Linked DNA regions of Homo sapiens: region 1 is linked to region 2. The links are chromatin loops, found by intact Hi-C in ENCODE. Cell type or tissue: IMR-90. All regions are shown on one strand. Links, peaks and the distances in the headings refer to the core of each region. The heading gives the core; the rest is flanking DNA.

Region 1 (9,546 bases), core at 3,605-6,104, 86 kb after region 2:
TAATATATTTTGTTTGAAAAAATAATCCCTACTGTGTTCACTGAAAAGGCCTGGAAGTAGTCACCCTAATAGAACTAAAAACTCACTAAAAAAAAACAAACTAAAAAGAGCCTTGGCTAGTGCTATTATTTTGCTGTGTCCTCATCCTAATCTCAGCTTGAGTTGTAGCTCCCATAATTCCCAAGTTTTGTGGGGGAGATAAGGTGGGAAATTGAATCGTGGAGCAGTTTCCCCCATACTATTCTCATGGTAGTGAATAAGTCTCACGAGATGTGATGGTTTCACAAGGGCAAACCCCTTTTGCTTGGTTGTCATTTCTCTCTTGTCTACCACCATGTAAGATGTGCCTTTTGCCTTTTGCCTTCTGCTATGATCAGGAGGCCTCCCCAGCCATGTGGAACTGTGAGTCCATTAAACCTCTTTTTCTTTATAAATTACTCAGTCTTGTATATGTCTTTATCAGCAGTGTGAAAACGAACTAATACAGCTAGTTCTAAGTGTAAGACAGCAAAAGTACAAAATGAGTGTGGAACACCTTGTCATACCAAGTAGCAAAGAAACCATCAAAGGTTATTAAGATCATGTCGACAGGACTCACACCATTTAGAACATTGGCCAAGAAGAGCATCAGTACGAATAATAGCTGCATGCCAGGCGTGGTGGCTCATGCCTGTAATCCCAGCACTTTGGGAGGCCGAAGCAGGTGGATCGCATGAGGTCAGGAGTTTGAGACCAGCCTGCCCAATATGGCAAAACCCCATCTCTATTAAAAATACAAAATTAGCCGGGCATGGTGGCAGGTGCCTCTAATCCCAGCTACTTAGGAGGCTGAGGCAGGAGAATCGCTTGAACCCGGGAGGCAGAGGTTGCAGTGAATTGAGATTGCACCACTGCACTGCAGCCTGGGCAACAAGAGCAAAACTCCGTTTCAAAAAAAAAAAAAAAAAAGAATAATAGCTGCAATGGCTTAAAACATAACTAAAATATGTTTAAACCCATATGTTTGTAGTGATGAAAAAAAAACTCTTAAAAACCTAATTAATCACTGTTGGATGATTCTAGGGAACAAATACATTATGAAAATTAGTAAATAAAGGGATACGATCAAACATTTATCTTGCTTTCTTTATATGAACTGTAACGCTGAGTAACTAAATGATAGATAAGTAGAATTTTTCTCTTTAGAGAGATATTTCAGCTAATAAAGAACAAAGGTTACAATTAGAATATCACTATTTTGTGATAAATTAATGGAAGTAGATACTAAGCATTAACAGCCAATAACATCACAAAAAGAGAGCCAGTCAAATATTTTGTGCCTCCCAATAAAATATAACAATATCTATAAAGTGTCTTGGCAAGAAAAAACAAACTAATCTAAATCTGATCAGTCTCTAGAGCCGAAGTAAAAACAACTCAGTTTATTCAACAAATAAATTTCAAAAGGGAAAACAGTGTACTATAAAAAGTTATGGCATTTAAGAGACTATTAGGAATTTTAACAGTACCTGTTTGTTGATATTAAGAAAATATCCCTCTTTGTTTAGGTACACTTATAGTATTGTGATTATGTTTTAAAAGAGTTCATATCTTGTAGGCATAAGTACTAAAACATTTACGGTGTTTGGTATCTGCTACAAAATATATTTAGAGGATAGATGGGCTGTAGATGAAACAAGAATTGCTGTGATACATGGGGATTCATTACATTTTTTCTGTATGCTTTTGTATTTCTACAGTAAAGATTTTAAGGTAATAAAAAAAAGAACAAAAATAGAACTCAGAAAAGTAATGGAAGACATGGCCAGGAGCGGAGGCTCACGTCTGTAATCCCAGCACTTTAGGAGGTCAAGGGGGGCGGATCACTGGAAGTCAAGAGTTTGAGACCAGCCTGTTTAACATGGCAAAGCCTCATCTCTACTAAAAATACAAAAATTAGTGGGGTATGGTGGCACGTGCCTGTAGTCCCAGCTACTCATGAGGCTGAGGCAGGAGAATCACTTGAACCTGGGAGGCAGAAGTTGAAGTGAGCTGAGATCCCGCCAGTGTACTCCAGCCTGGGTGACAGAATGAGACTTCAAGTCAAAAAAGAAGAAAAAATAAATAAATAAAGAAAGAAAAAAAATAAAAAGAAAAATAATGAAAGACAATAACAACCCTAAAAAGGTTCACCCAGAAATCAAATCCTTCAGAAATGATATAATTTGTTCAACTACAGAGTTTACATAATTTTTTAAAACCTTAAAGATATACCATTTTAGGAAAAGAAATTTCAATTAGTTTATATGAATGTTTAATAATAGTTAATTGTTACTACTACATGAAAAAATCTTGGTTATATTTGCCTCTTTTTAATGAATTTCAATTAATTAATGTATTTTAGTCATTTTTTTGCCCTTGTCCACATAAAGTCAGAGTCAAAATATTCTAGTTTTCTTTTAGAGCACATGCCATTATTACTTACCATAAGAAGAAATACTGCTGCTGCTCCTAATATTTATCAACAAGGAAGGAAGGAGGGAAGAAAGTAAGGAAGGAGGAAGGAAGGAAGGAACAAGGGAGGGAGGGGGGGAGGAAGGAAGGGAAGAAGGCATTTGGTTTTTGTGTTCTTTCTGAACAGCATGATCTAGGAAGCTCTATGTCACTAGAAATGGCAGAACTTTACCGTATAAGAGTTGGAGGGCCTGTATTCTACTTAAAAATAGTTTTTTACAAAATATTTTTAGAGTTTGAGGTGAAAAAGGGAAAAAAAATGAACTGCTTTTTGTATCACTTTCAGACTTGTAAAACATTTTGACTGGTAATATGTTTCCATTTTCACAAAAATACTTTATTTTTTTGAGGTGAAGTGGGAATGAAAAAGCATAAGGAAGAAAGTTATAGAGGAGGCAGAAGAAAAAGGAATAATGATAAGCACAGGAAGGGAGAGTGGGATTATTTTTCTCAAGAAATTTGCATTGTGCCAGAAATTTCAGAAGGAATCAAGTCTCCAGCCTTAAGACATAAAACATTAATGGGAAAGATTAACATAATACCATTATATTTTCAAAGTCCCAGTCAAATCCATCAGTGAAATGCATGTTCCTATTGTGCATGTATTATAATAGGTACATTTTTGTAATTATTAAGTTCTTTAAATAAAATTATTTCCTTCTACTTTTTCATTCCAAAAAATTTCATTTATTGCATGTAAAAAAATGCAAAAACATATATAGAAAACACTGATTCTCTTTTAGCCCCAACACTGAGGTAACCCAGGTCATCGACCTGGTGACCACCCTCACTTCTCCCTTTACATATAAAAGCATGCAAAGGCAATTTGAAGTTTTTGTTTGTTTGTTTGCTGTTTCAAACATCAAATATACCATAAATATTATGCTGGAACTTACTTTATTCACTTAGCAGTACATCACGGACCTCTCATGTCAATAGATAGAAATCTAAATCATTTTTTTAAACAGTCACTTAATAATATTCCATTGTAAGAGCTTACCGCATTTAAATATTGCCCTATTAATAGATAATTATATTGTTTCCATATTTTTACTACCACAATTAATGCCACAATAGAGGTTTCTTAATGTGGCCTTAAATAATGATATGCATATATGTATATATATGTATATATGTATATATGTGTACATATATGTATGTGTGTATATATGTATGTGTGTATACATGTATGTATATACACATATATACATATATATACACACATATAGGAAAGCCATTTAAAAGTGGAGTTGGCAGGTCAAAGAGAATATATATTTAAAATTATAATAGACATTGACAGCTTTCTTTCCAAAATGTTTGCAATTTATATTCCCACTAACAATATATTACAGTGTCCATTTTCCCATTTATGTCTTATCAACAATGAATATTATAACACTTTTTAATTTTTGCCATCAGATAGGAAAGATTGTAAATTATCAAAAGAACCGTTCTGCAGTGTTTTCCTCAAATTGAATTCACAGTCTATCTGTTTAGGTCTCTGGCATCTATAGCTGGTTTGCTTCATAAGGTCAGCATGTAGACTGGACTTAAGCAGTGGTTTTCTTTGCCGTACTCTGAGGTCCCAGATTGACTACAGGAGACTGTATCATTGGAATTGAACTACCAAAAAAAAAAGCATGTTATATAGGTTAATACCACCAATTGTCATATATGAAAGATACCTTGATATTCACTGGAAACAAAATAATAGAAACACAAATCTGAGGGGTTGAAGGAGCTATCCAATGCTTAAATCTTAACTATGAAATCTCTACCAATTTATTATTTCACCTCTGCTTAAATTCCTCTAATGATGGAAAACATACAAAAGCAGACAGCCTATTCCATAATAATAAAGCTAACTTTTATTGAACGTTTATTCTGTACCAGACAGAATTGTAAGTGCCCGGCAGGAAGTATCTCATTTAATCCTCACAAAAACCCAATGGGGGAGGATTTACTACTATACCTATTTCACAGAATAAACCAAGGCACAGATCACACAACAGGCGAGTGGTTGTATTGGATTTGAAGTCAACGGGAAGCCGTACTCAACCTCTACACCCTACTGCCTCCCAGAGGCAGGTTTAGAAAACTGTGAATGCTAACTCTCTATACAAAGCCCAACATTTCTTCCTGTAGCTTTGTTGCATTGCTCTTACTTCTACTGTGCTGGTTTCCAAGAATTCTCTTTAAACCTTTGCATACGAAAATACTACCAATATTTGCAAATAGCGATGAGATTATCTATTTGTCTTTAATTCTAGAAATAAAAGTGTGTTTAATGGAAGCCAAAGAAAAATCAGCTCATAGAATCCACCCAATGGCAAGAGAGAGAAAAGATAAGTGACCAAATCTCTTACTTATTGCAGACACCAAATCAAGCTAGCTATGAGTCTTTATAGGAAATAGGGCTAAAAATTTCAGGAGGAGGAACCAAGTCTCTAGTCTTAAGACATAAAACACTAATGGGCAAGATTAACATAAAACCATTATATTTCCAAAGTCCCAGTCAAATCCATCAGTGAAATGCATGTTCCTAAAAGGACTTCCAAGAATACCTCAAATACCAAAGGATTAAGGTCCTTTAGTAGTACAATGACAAATGAGAGTACAGCACTTATAAGAGACAAGTTTAATAATGTTCCAGTTAGAGGAATTCAAAGATAATGGAGGGTACAATCATAAAATTAAAACAACCAAAATTTCCACATTTATCACAAGAGAATGGATTCCGTAGAAACACAAATAGAAAACAAACAAAACTAGACGGCATAAATCAGCATAATAGAAGTAAAGTGTGCCTGTGATGAACATCTGGTATGTCAGTCAAAGATTCAGCAAGAATACACTAATGTAAGGCTGACCTTACATATGTAAGGACTCTCTCTCTCTCTCCCTCTTTCTCTCTCTCTCTTTATCAACATATGCTTTTTGCTCTTAAAATACCTCATATTTTCCATTTATAATCTCTTTAGTCACAGAACTATTTCTCCTCACTTTTTTTCTCTATCCTTTGCACTCTCAGAAAAGAGAATAAAATTAGCATTTTTCTTAAAATCCAGGCCACATTAACATTATAGCTCTTTTATTTTGCTAAATTAATTTGTACATATGTGAGGTCAAGAGCTCATGGAGTTTTATTCCTGCAACTGCCTTGCATTTTTTCACTACTTATTTTTCAATGCATTCATCATCACTTCTTTACATTCAAGATAACAGCCTAACCTGTATTGCAGTCTTGCATTGCAATAATTTAGAACTAAACACTAAACATTCCTTCCAAACACTAAAATAAAAACTACAAAGGAGGAGCTTTGTTAGGTGATTATGGACTTTGTGTGTGTGTATTCCATTTATCTGTAATTTGTAAAAAAATTTATATATTTATAAAAATTTGGTTTTATTTATTTTTAAGTAGTGGACTCTTAAGATAATTGTTAAATCTATCTGAATATCCCTTTTATTGGTTTGCTTTCAACTTGGTTATTAATTATTAATTGAATAAATTGAAGACAATTTAACCAGATACTATCACTTTGGAGATTTTGAAATATTTTGTTTTCTAAATTTAAGTGAAGTAAATAAGCTTTTTAAAAATATGGACTTTAATGAAAAATAATATATGTATTTTCAACTTCTGAACCACTATGCTACAGATAAAACATAACCATTGATGTATCTATTTATTTCATAACTTTTAAACAATTGTTTTGTAGAACATATAATAGAGAATTGGCTAGCTTGAGACAAACATTTTAAATATACTTACAGAATAACTTTTTTCCTCTTTGCATCAGAGAATGTTAAGGTTAAAAAGACTTACAATTTTCAAAAGTTGTGCTATTCTTATTACTTGGAATCCTTTTTGTCAAGTCTTTTACCTATTCTTCTATTGGCTGTCAGGATTTTACTTAATGCTTTGTAAAAAAAATTAATGTATACTTTGGAAAACTTGCCATATTTACTAAAGCTGATGTATTAGTTAATTTTCATGCTACTGATAACTGGGAAGAAAAAGAGGTTTAATTGGACTTACAGTTCCACATGGCTGGGGAGGCCTCAGAATCATGGCGGGAGGCAAAAGGCACTTTTTACATGGTGGCAGCAAGACAAAAATGAGAAAGATGCAAAAGCAGAAACCCCTGATAAAACCATCAGATCTCATGAGACTTATTCACTACCATGAGAACAGTATGGGGGAAGCCACCCCCATGATTCAAATTATCTCCCACTCAGTCCCTCCTGTAACGTGGGAATTATGGGAGTACAACTCAAGATGAGATTTGGGTGGGGACACGGAGCCAAACCATATCATTCTGCCCCTGGCCCCTTCAAATCTCACGTCCTCACATTTCAAAACCAAGCACGCCTTCCCAACAGTCCCCCAAAGTCTTAACTCATTTCAGCATTAAGCCAAAAGTCCACAGTCCAAAGTCTTATCTGAGACAAGACAAGTCCCTTCTGCCTATGAACTTGTAAAATCAAAAGCAAACTAATTACTTCCTAGATACAATGGGGATACAGGCATTGGGTAAATACAGCCATTCCAAAGGGGAGAAATTGGCCAAAACATAGGGGTTATAGGGCCCATGCAAGTCCAAAATCCTGCAGGGCAGTCAAATTTTAAAGCTCCAGAATGAATCTCCTTTGACTCCAGGTCTCACATCCAGGTCATGCTAATGCAAGACCATGTTCCCATGGTCTTGGGCAGCTCCACCTCTGTGGTTTTTCAGGGTACAGCCTCCCTCTTGGCTGCTTTCACAGGCTGGTGTTGAGTGTCTGTGGCTTTTCCAGGCGCACAGTGCAAGCTGTCAGTGGATCTACCATTCTGGGGTCTGGAGGACGGTGACCCTCTTCTCACAGCTCCACTAGGCAGTGTCCCAGTAGGGACTCTGTGTGGGGGCTCCAACCCCACATTTGCCTTCCACACTGCCCTAGTGGAGGTTTTCCATGAGAGCCTCACCCCTGCAGCAAAATTCTGCCTGGGGCATCCAGGCGTTTCCATACATCTTCTGAAATCTAGGTGGGGGTCCCCAAACCTCAACTCTTCACTTCTGGGTACCCGCAGGCTCAACACCATGTCAAAGCTGCCACTTTGGGGCTTCCACCCTCTGAAGCCATGGCCCAAGCTCTACATTGACCCCTTTTAGCCATGGCTGGAGTGGCTAGGACACAGGGCACCAAGTTCCTAGGCTACACACAGGTTGGGGACTCTGGGTCTAGCCCATGAAACCACTTTTTACTCCTAGGTCTCCAGGCCTGTGATGGGAAGGGCTGCCGTGAAGACCTCTGACATGCTCTGGAGACATTTTCCCCATGGTCTTGGGGATTAACATTGGGTTTCTTGTTACTTAGGCAAATTCTGCAGCTGGCTTGAATTACTCCTCAGAAAATGGGATTTTCTTTTCTATCACATTGTCAGGCTGCAAATTTTCCAAACTTTTATGCTCTGTTTCTCTTTTAAAACTGAATGCCTTTAACAGCACTCAAGTCACCTCTTGAATGCTTTGCTGCTTAGAAACTTCTGCCAGATACCCTAAATCATCTCTCTCAAGTTCAAAGTTCCACAAATCTCCAGGGAAGGGACAAAATGCTGCCAGTCTCTTTGCTAAAACATAACAAGTCACCTTTGCTCCAGCACCCAACAAGTTTCTCATCTACATCTGAGACCACTTCAGCCTGAATTTCATTGTCCATATCATAATCAGCATTTTTGTCAAAGCCATTCAATAAATCCTAGGAGGTTCCAAACTTTCCCACATTTTCCTGTCTTCTTCTGAGTCCTCCAAACTGTTCCAACCTCTTCCCGTTACCCAGTTCCAAAGTTGCGTCCACATTTTTGGGTATCTTTTCAGCAACGCCCCACTCTACTGGTACCAATTTACTGTATTAGTTCGTTTTCACACTGCTGATAGTGACACACCCAAGACTGGGAAGAAAAAGAAGTTTAATTGGACTTACAGTTCCACATGGCTGGGAAGGCCTCAGAATCATGTGGGAGGCGAAAGGCACTTCTGATATGGTGGCAGCAAGAGAAAAATGAGGAAGATGCAAAAGTGGAAACCCCTGATAAAACCATCTCAGATCTCATGAGACTTATTCACTACCACGAGAACAATATGGGGGAAAGCACCTCCATGATTCAAATTATCTCCCACCGGGTCCCTCCCACAACACATGGGAATTACAGAAGCTACCATTGAAGCTGAGATTTGAGTGGGGACACAGAGCCAAACCATATCAGCTGAGCACATGCATATAGTGTGATCCAGCAATTAATTCTACTCACAGTTTTATACTCAGCAGAAATATGTGTGCATGTGTGTCACCAAAAGACATGAACAAGAATGTTTATAACAACACTGTTCATAGTAGTAAAACTGGAAACTAAATGTCCATAATAGTAAGTAAATAACATTTAGGTGAAAATAATCAATTGCTATTGAAAGTGGAGATATAGCAGCTAGGGGCATAAGGGTGTTTGGAGGGTATTGGTAATATTCTGTTTCTTAATCTAGGTGCTGGTTAAACAGGTGTGTTCAATTTGTGAAAATCTGTCAATCCATACAATCTATTTACAATCCACATAATCTATTTTTGACATATACATCATAAATCCTTAAAGATCATCTGGTACAAACCATTTCTTCAGGGATTTACAAATTACTCACTTATAAAACTATGAAGATTTGTTGCCCATTTTGCAAACTGAAACTCATATGTATTAAATAGAGATAACTTTCCTGTGTTTAAAAGAGAATGGATGGGGTGATTGAGTGTCTATCTGGCTTTGGCTTTAACTTTTAGGTAAAGATTTATGCAGTCAACTTTCCAAGGTTTTAAAGCTAGATCTGCATTCAAATCCTGAGCTTACTACTTACTATCTACATTTCATTACCTGAAAAATGGGGGTAATAATAGTTAATTTGAAGGTTATTCAAAAAGTTAAAGATAATGTTTGCAAAATGTCTGCCACAGGTGGGCAATCAATAAAGAGTAGGCATTAATTTTAGAGAGTCTCACCCAACAAAGAATAGGCCATAAAGA
Region 2 (9,546 bases), core at 1,264-3,763:
GTAGTAATATGCCTTAAACAAAAGTGAAGAGTTACTGATACCCAGGACTACTAAAGTTGACAGCTCCTTTCCCTTCTGAATGCGAAATAATAAACACTATTGTAAACTCTAGAATGGTATTTTTAAAAATAATAATACTATTAATAATGCTTCAGGTTCAGTATAAATTAACTCGACTAGACTCATAAGCCTCACCAATGTATATGAAGATTTTGAGTTCCAAACAATTAACTTAGAAATGAATTTTTTGAGGCAAGCATCTCATGAGTTGTAGCTAACATGTATCCAAGTCAGGCATTTCCTAGACTAACTCTGCACAACCTCTTATTACTATTCTTAGGTGAAATTTATTAATAGTATTACCACCTTCATTTATTATAGAAGAAAAGTTATAAAGTATTTAACAAACTGAATTTATTGAAGCTCTTAGGAAACTATCTTTAAATTATTTTATCAGGACCTGCCTTTTAATATTGACTGAGATAGTGTTGTTAAGGAAAACATCCTCCTGGCATGTTGTCCTTTTTATACTTAGCAGCAATATCATGAATTTCAATCTGAAGGTAAAATCTCCCTCAACAAGACATGTGAAATACTTTTAAAATAAAGAGAAGATGGAGGTGGGGATTCGGGATCAATATCTTCCCTGAAAGTTTGCCTTTCTGAGTTGTTTCACACCTCAAAGCTCATAGAGTTAGCATTCTATGTTGATTTAAAATCCAGTTTAATAAAAATGTTGTCTTCCAGTTTGTGGACAAAAGAACTCAGATAAATTTTGACACCTTTACTACCAAATCTGAACATATCCAAATATTTCTAAAATTCAATGGGTCGATGATGATATTTGTATATCTTGCTGTTAAACTTTTAGTAAGAAAATACAGTAAAATTCTCAAAAATAATACAGCACAGCAAAAGATCTTCTTCTGCCTTTTTCAGGTGATTTGCCAAAAATTGTAAATAAATTTTCTTACCTCTGACCAGTTTCTGCTTGTTCTCCCTTATCTTTGTTCCTCAATCTGCCAGACATTGTAGAACTTAAAACAGTCCTTGGAGTTCAGAACAAAGAATAATTGAAGCAGAGTGTCACCAACAGATGGTAATCAGTGGAGTCAAATTTTCTTCAGAGATTCTTTGAGGATTCTCCTTTGGACTTCAAGAAAGAGTGCTGTGTTTGTGTAACCATGTGGCATTGCATGGGAAATAATTTCCCAACCCCACCTACAAGATACTCCACGTAAATACAGTCTTCCTTGTATGGCAGCTCTGCTCACACCCATTTAACACTCTCAGGAGAATGAGTAATCACATCCAATGAGCAATGTCATTAGAATTTTCTGGAAGGAAACATAAATGATCATCTAACATGATGATAATAGTTCAACAAAATCAGCAGCCCCATAAGCAACCCTAATCCTAACGTAAATAGAGAGATTATCAAAACAAATTGCTGTGTGCCAAGTTTTGCTTTCCTAAAATATGAGAAAATAACTAGCCAAACATTACATGCATTTGTATATGATCAATTCTAGAAGGGGAAAAGTGCAACATTCCAGCAAATAGAACTCAGTCAAATACCAGGTCAAATGGTATAATTCCACAGCACAAGTTCATATGAAACAGAGACTTGTAACTCCAAAACAGATGACAAACTCTCCCCATCTCTTACTATTGCAAATTATAACAAGATAAAAATGAACAAGGACTGAGAGTTCTTCTGGGCTTCAAAAGTATGGACATCATCTTTCTCTCTGCTGTTGTTTCTGATGTCACAGACCCAAGTCTTAGGCAAGTAAGACTTGCCAAAAAATGGTCTGGTAAGACCATTTTTGCTTGTAATCTTCTCTGGGAAAGAAGGAACAGAAAGAAGGATCTGTGAAACTGATCAACGTCTTCTTAGTTTGGTGAGAACTTATATGTTTCCTTTGTAAAAAGGATGCAGTCTCACCTGACTTTCTTCATTCACGGTGCATAATTCCAGAAGTTTCTTCCCTTCTTCTCGAGACTGCCAATCAGGACAGCTGGGCTTGGCTGGAATGGAAAGGAGGAATTTGGACCCATGATCCTGTCCATTTGCCTGACTGTATGCAAGTGACTTAATAAAATTACTGCATCAGTGTGTAGTGACTTCTTTCTGCCTGCTGCACAGCTGTTTCCTGGGCCTTCCCTTCACTTCCCTCTTGGACTGAGTTGTGGATCAGGAACATATGACATTAGTATGTATACTGTGCATAGTAATTATACTGTGTTCTCCCTATGGTTACTTAATAAAACTACCAAATAGGTGCTGCTAATTCAGATTCTGTGATGATGTAGGTACAGCCATTGATTACTACACAACCCATTTATATGCCTATCTGATTTTTGACACAAACATGTTGTACTTCCTCTTTAAATAAGCAGGCATTAATTATTACATAATGTATGCAGGAATTCATGAGGATAGGCTTAATATTAGAATTAGTAGGAAGGTTTTAAATCAAGTGGCCTACTATTGAGCTAGAAACAACTCACTCCAGCAAACCAGCTGGCTTAACTACTCCCAGTTTGTGAAAGAAAAAAAAACTTTAACATTTGAGTCACTGTATCATTTCATGCACAAAGACTTCATGGACATACCAGAAAGACAAGCTTTACCACATTTGCATTTATTCTTTTTTATAGTTGTTGTGATTTTGCCAAGTGCTTTATGACCATTTTTTATTAGCTAGGCCTCTCAATAGTTCTGTGAGGTATAGATTAGGAGGTAAAACAGGTACTATAAATGATGAAGCAGGAAGCTAACTCTACAGGGACATTTTATTCCAAGAACGCCTGTGTGGAAGAATGCACTTTCCCATGTCTGCCAGAGGCACCAGGAAATAAAAGTCAGTCTGCATACTACTGAGTCATTTACAAAAGCCATTTTCTTCATAAAGCACATATGCATCTCTCCTCACTCACTCACTCTTGCTTTCTCTCTCTCAAATCAAAAGCGAGCAAAGCTCAAGTGAGTCTATATTTCAATTCAGAAACATTTATTATCATATGTCATCTCCCTTGTTAATATCGTATTTTTTTAAAATCCTCAGTCAAGGTGATACCTTGTTGATATCTTTAAATATGAATTATAAGCCACACTAAACACTTCTGTAATCATACCTTTCTTTAACAGTTTTTTGTACAAGTTGGAGGATTAAAAAAGGCATTTATGGGCTGGGCATGGTGGCTCATGCCTGTAATCCCAACAGTTTGGGAGGCTGAGGTGGGCAGATCACTTGAGGTCAGGAGTTCTAGACCAGCCTGGCCAACATAGTGAAATCCTATCTCTAGTAAAAATATAAAACTTAGCCGGGCACGGTGGCATGGGCCTGTTGTCCCAGCTACTCTGGAGGCTGAGGCAGGAGAATCGCTTGAACCTGGGAGGTGCAGGCTGCAGGAAGAAATCATGCCACTGTGCTCCAGCCTGGGAGCAGAGCAAGACTCTGTCTCAACAACAACAAAAAAGGCATTTATGTAAGAAACTGAAAGAGATATTTGGGTTTTTTTTATTACTTGCTATTACTGTCTCATTTTACAGATAATGAAAGCTAATGTTGAAAGAACGTTTCTAATGAAATTAGTCTATAGACAAACTCCATCTTTTAGAGAAACTCTTTGTCCAAAAACTGGATTTCATGGTTCTTAAAGATGAAAATAGAAAACTAAAACTAAAGAATAATTCTCTATGGACATTTATACAAATTGAAAATAAATCTGTCATGATTCTGTTAATGAACCCATTGACTATTTTTCATTTTATATTCATTTTATTGTGTATTTGTGGTATGATACTTCACTTAACATACAGTTTTTAACCCTTATGTAAAAAATATATGTGAAATAGTTTTGTTCTTTAATGGAGCATGGGGGCCTAAAGGGAAAAAATGCCAATGAAGATAAGCCATGTACATAGTCAAGATGTACATTATTGAAATGGATTCTAGAACCAGCTGCTAGGGTGGAATTGATTTGGCATTATTTTATGATGGGCTCAATCACTTGCCCTGAATCAGTGTTCAAATCTCATCTTTTTTGGTTTGCCCATTGTGTTTTCTACTTCTTCTCCAAGTTGCCTCCTCTGGTTCTAGGCTATGCTATGTAGTTGCCCTTGACTTATCCAGATCTTGCCCTATTCCTTTGAATGAACAAAGCCTTCAAAGATAGCTTCCTTTTGTTTTCAGCTATCTTGCGTATTTTTCTGCATGCCTTCACCTCTCCCAGATGACCATATGTGTCTTGGCTCCCAAAGCCAAGGAGTAGTTGATACATATTCTTTACATGGTTATAAAACTAATAATATTCTTTGCTAAAGTTTGGCTTCTTTGCCTAAACTAGTATTATTTTCATCACTAGAGACCATATAGTTTCTGCCCTCATGGAGATTATAGTCTAGTTAATAAAGACCAAATATAGGCCGGGCAGGCAGATCACGAGGTCAGGAGATCAAGACCATCCTGGCTAACATGGTGAAACCCCGTCTCTACTAAAAATACAAAAAATTAGCCAGGTGTGGTTGCAGGCACCTGTAGTCCCAGCTACTCGGGAGGCTGAGGCAGGAGAATGGCCTGAACCCCAGAGGCGGAGCTTGCAGTGAGCCGAGATCGTGCCACTGCACTCCAGCCTGGGTGACAGAGTGAGACTCCATCTCAAAAAAAAAAACTATATATATATACACACACACACACATATACATATATATAAGCATGTAAATATATAAATAATAAAATTTCTGATGGTAATGAGTGCTAAAACAAAAAGAAACAGAATAATGAGATAGAGCGATGGGCAGAAGACTATTTTGGCTAGGATAGACAAAGCAGGCCTCTCTAAGATGAAGATATTTGAACTGCATCTGGAATGATGAGAAGACAGCAGTTGTCTAAGGATTCAGCGAATAAGCCTTCCTGGCAAAGAGAACAGGTTAATCTAAGTCCCTGAGGCTGAAACAAGCTTGGTACATTTAAGGAAAGCTAGGGCGACAGGCAAGGGTAGTGGGAGATAAGGCCAGAGAGGTAGGCAGAGGCTAGATTGTGAAGAGTTTTTGCAAGCCATGGTAAAGACTCTATTTTGTTCTACTTGCTATAGGGAGCTACTAGAAGGAAAAAATCATGGGGCAAAGTCAGGGTTTAAGGAAGGCTATGAGGGTGCTGCTGTGTAATTCAGGAGAAATAATAATATTCTGGATTATACTTGCAGTGCAAATGATAAGAAGTAGACAGATTTCAAATACACATAGCAATCTACCCATCGGAATTACCAATGGATTGGATGTGGATAGAAGAAGGTGACTATTAGCTTTTGGGCCATTTGATAAGGAATAGAGGTATGGATAGATGTGTGGGTATGGGGTGAGAAAGGAACCAAAAGTTCTACTTTAAGCATTAAAATGTTGAGATGTCTATTAGACACCACAGTAAAGATGTGTCATAGACAGCCTCAGGGACTTGGATTAACCTGTTCCCTTTGCCAGGAAGCCTTATTCTCTGTCTTTAAGCATTAAAAGGTTGAGATGCCATTAGACACCAAAGTAAAGATGTGTCCTAGACAGTTGTCACTCAAGGAAATCACCCTGCATATTCCATCCTATGAACCTCAGCTAATAGCATTATAATTTCCAGGCATTGTAGGAAGACAACTGAAGTTTTTGAGGCATGCTTTTGGCTTACTGGTACACTAAGAGCCCATTGCTTGGTAAGGCTTTCCAGACTCAGGTTATCAGAAAGACAGATGAAATTTTCAGACTTTATCCTCTTCCCTGGGCTTTCTTTAATGATTGATTGCCCCCAGGAGACCCTTTGCAAAAGTGAAAGATAGAGCCCCATTATTTTGGTAATATGTACCAAAAAGCTTAAAACACATAGCAATAACAGCAACCATAAATTCCACCAAAAGAAGAGGACAGTAGTGTCCTTGCACTCACCATGGAGGCATTAAGATGCTCTCTGATTGTCTCACATTCTATGACACTAATTCAGGGGTACTGTGGGGGTTATGGGAGTGGGTGGGTGCTTGGCATCTTAATAAAGCTTGGATAGGATCTATAGAATCACTAAAATTAATTGTAAGAGCACCCCAACATGTCCTGAAATCAGGCCTTAAGTCCTGTAAACATAAGGGCAGAAGTCCCCCCAGCCAGACACACACACTGCAATGGGCACCTCTGGTTATAAACAGTTCCTATAAGAAGCACAGAGTAGATTAGCCATTGTTGACTCACTCTGCCCTGGGCTGTCCAGTCAGATTCAGGCATGTGCTAATTAGTATGACAGGACAGAAGCTTCTTGAGCTGAGATCTTCCGTTTAGACCCTCCATTTAGTTTGCTTGGCAAGCACAGAATCAAGTTCAAGTGGTAAGTTTAAAAACACGATATTAAATGCTACCAAATACTAAGGCCAGCATAGGTGAAACTCGAATCATCATAACAGAAGGTAGAAATATTCCTATGGAAACTTTACTGTGTCCCTACTCCCATCTTTTAACAAAGAAGTCTAAAAAACAAAAAAAAGTGAAATAATAATGAAATGTCAAAAAGTCTCTAATAATTAAACTATTCCTATGTGTTACCTCACTACTTTATGCTACAATGCCCCTAGAAACCCCTCACAGCAAAGGCCCTCAAATTGGAGACTGGTTAGGAGCCTAGGACTGTGGATAGTGGCCTCATGCCTGAAGCCATGGGGGCCGACCTGGAGCCTGGGGCTATGGGGCCAGCCTGGAGTCTGGGTGTTTGGGTGCTGGCCTGGAGGTTAGGTGCAAGATCTGGCCTGGATACTGGGGCAATGGGAGCTGGCCTGGACTTGGATCCACTGGGGCAGTCCTGGATCCTGAGTCTGTGGGGCTAGCCCAGTACTAGGGTATACTGGGAGAGCCTGGACCATTGGTATGCTGTAGTATAGGGATGTAGAGCCCAGCTTGGAAGATGGGGCTGCAGGGACTGGCCTGGTATTGGGCAAGCCTGGATCCTGTATCAGTGGGTGCTGGCCTTGGGCCTGAGGCCAGAGGACTTGCCTAAAGCCTGGGGCTGTGTGGGCCGACCTGGCTCTGGGCTGGTCTGGAACCTGGGGCACGCATGAAACCTGGCGCTCCAGGGACTGGCCTGGCCTGCATGGGCCTGGAGTCTGACTGGAGGCCAAACTAGAGGCTGGGAGATTATATCTGCAGGGAAGTTCTGAGGCTGGAGTCTGCAGAAGCTGGCCTGGAGCTGCGGTGGGTGGGCCTGGAGCCTGGGGCCTGGGGCAACAGAGGCTGTACTGTTGGAACCTAGGGCTGTCTTGGAACCTGGGACAGTGGAGGCCAGCCTGGTGCTGGAGTGGGCCTGGAGCCCAGGTCTGCAGGTGCCAGGCTGGTGGCTTGGTCTAGCCTCGTGCTGGGGTTCACTGAGATGGGCCTGATGCTGGGGTGTGCAGCAAAGTTGGGTGCTCACTTCATTCTCCTTCCCTCATGCGAAGGGTATCTCTCTCTGAGCTGCTCTATCTGAGCTTGGGGAAGGGTGTAATATGAAACTGTCCTTCCTACCCTCTTCAATGCATCTTATTTCCATGCTTCACCCAGGTGGCATAATCTCTCACCTTAGTTCTTGTGAAGGTATTTTCTTGCATGGATGGTTGTTCAAATTGATATTCCTGTGAGGGGATAAGCCCTGGAAAGTCCTATTCTATCATCTTGCTGATGCCATTCTCTATTATATTCTTTATCTGCAAACTTTCTGGCTACTCTGTGAAATTAGGGAGACCAGTAATTGGAGGATAAAAGGGCCAGATCGCTATATATTTAGATTCTAGAGTGATTAAAGTTTGGGGACACAATAGATGTAAACTCACAAACCCAGGCTCAACACCTGCCCCAGCAGCAGGCCAGCCCCAAGCTCCACACTGGTCCTTGTGGTACTAGGTTCCAGTAGACTCACGGTCCAGGCCTGCTCCAGGAGACTCAGGATCCAGGCCCACCACCATAGTATACCCTGGTGCTAGACCAGTCCCTGTAAACTGAGACTCCAGGACCACCCCTGCAGATCTATTTTCCAAGCCAGCCCCTATGGACCTAAGACCCAGGCCTTCCCTCACAAATTTAATCTCCAGGCATGCCTTAGCACCAGATAGGCTCCTGTGGACTCAGGCTGCAGGACCATCCCAGTGGACCCAGATGCCAGGCCAATCCCAGTACCTGAATGACCCCTGTGGACTCAGGCTCAAGGCTCACCCCAGCACCAGGTTAGCTCCTGTAGACCCAGGCTTCAGGCTAGGTCACACAGACATGGGTTCCCAGCCTGCACTCACAGACCTAGACTCTAGGTGCACTCCCATGGACTCAATCAACAGGTTCCACCCCAGTGAATTCAAGTGCTAGGCCCAACTCCATGGACCTGGTGCCAGGCCCACCTACCTGCTAACCCAGGCACTAGACCATTGTGCCTAAGAATGAACAGTAAGCCTATCCACAAACCATACCAGACAGCTTGCCAAGAATTTCTGCATAGGCTGACTGGTGAAGGGCTTTTCCCAAACCAAGTCAGTATGCAAAGACTGGAATAAATCTCTACTTCAAATGTGCAGACACTAACAGCCACAGAGATCAAGCACAATCAAGGAAATAGGACACCACCAAAGGAACAAATTAAAGCACGAGTAACCAATCCTAAAGAAATGAAAATTTATGAACTCTCTGACAAAGAATTCAAATTAATTGCTTTAAGGAAGCTCAGCAACTTTTAAGTTGTATAGCATGGTGCTTTATTATACATATACATTGTAAAATAGTCACAAAAATCACACTAAATAACATATCCATCAGTTCAAACATTTGGTTTTGTTTGTGTGTGTGTGATATATATACTTGAGATCTCTTCTCTTAGCAAATGTAAAGTATACATCACAGTATTATTAACTATAATCACCATGATATACATTAAATCCCTGGAATTCATTCATCTTATGATTGAAAGTTTGTGCTCTTGAAGCAACATTTCTCCATTTCTCCCACACTTCAAACTTTGGTAACAATCCTTTTACTCTCTGTTTATATGAGTTCAAATTTTTTAGATTCCACATATATGTGGGATCAAGCAATGTATGTTTTTCTGTGTCTAGTTTATTTCCTTTAACATAATATGCTCCAGGTTCATTCATGTTATTTCAAATGGCAGAAATTCCTTAAAGCTAAATAATATCTCATTGTATATAAATACATGACTTTTTTTTTTTTTTTTTTTTTTTTTTGAGACAGAGTCTGGCTCTGTTGCCCAGGCTGGAATGCAGTGTCATGATCTTGGCTCACTGCAACCTCTCCCTCCCAGGAACAAGTGATCCTCCCATGTCAATCTTCTGAGTAACTATGACTACAGGCACGCACCTGGCTGATTTTTGTTTGTTTGTTTATTTGTTTTGTAGAGACGGGGTTTCACCATGTTGCACAGGCTGGTCTTGAACTCCTGAGCTCAAGTGATCTGCCCACCTCAGCCTCCCACAACGCTGGGATTACAGGCATGAGCCACCGCACCCAGCTGACATTTCTTTTTGTCCATTCAT

Evidence for each region. Hi-C counts contacts between places; a loop is a spot of excess contacts. Peaks named below come from ENCODE experiments on the same cell type or tissue, not always from the same donor. Only the 100,000 strongest peaks of a DNase experiment are listed, where the experiment ranks them.
Region 1: it touches region 2 in a loop (2.4-fold over the local background); 11 of 110 quality-filtered maps call a loop at or near these places.

Annotation. Positions count from the first base shown.
Region 1 is chr1:197,864,541-197,874,086 of GRCh38, forward strand. No RefSeq gene overlaps it. Among named protein-coding and RNA genes, the nearest start is that of C1orf53, 33 kb to the right of the region's middle. In IMR-90, for the core only: a CTCF peak has its summit at 4,577; a DNase peak (open chromatin) is centred at 4,561.
Region 2 is chr1:197,781,016-197,790,561 of GRCh38, forward strand. It overlaps a transcript of DENND1B not described here. Among named protein-coding and RNA genes, the nearest start is that of DENND1B, 10 kb to the left of the region's middle. RefSeq lists an enhancer at 6,862-7,362. In IMR-90, for the core only: no CTCF peak of the experiment used is centred there; DNase peaks (open chromatin) are centred at 1,286, 2,566 and 2,856; H3K27ac peaks cover 1,298 bases.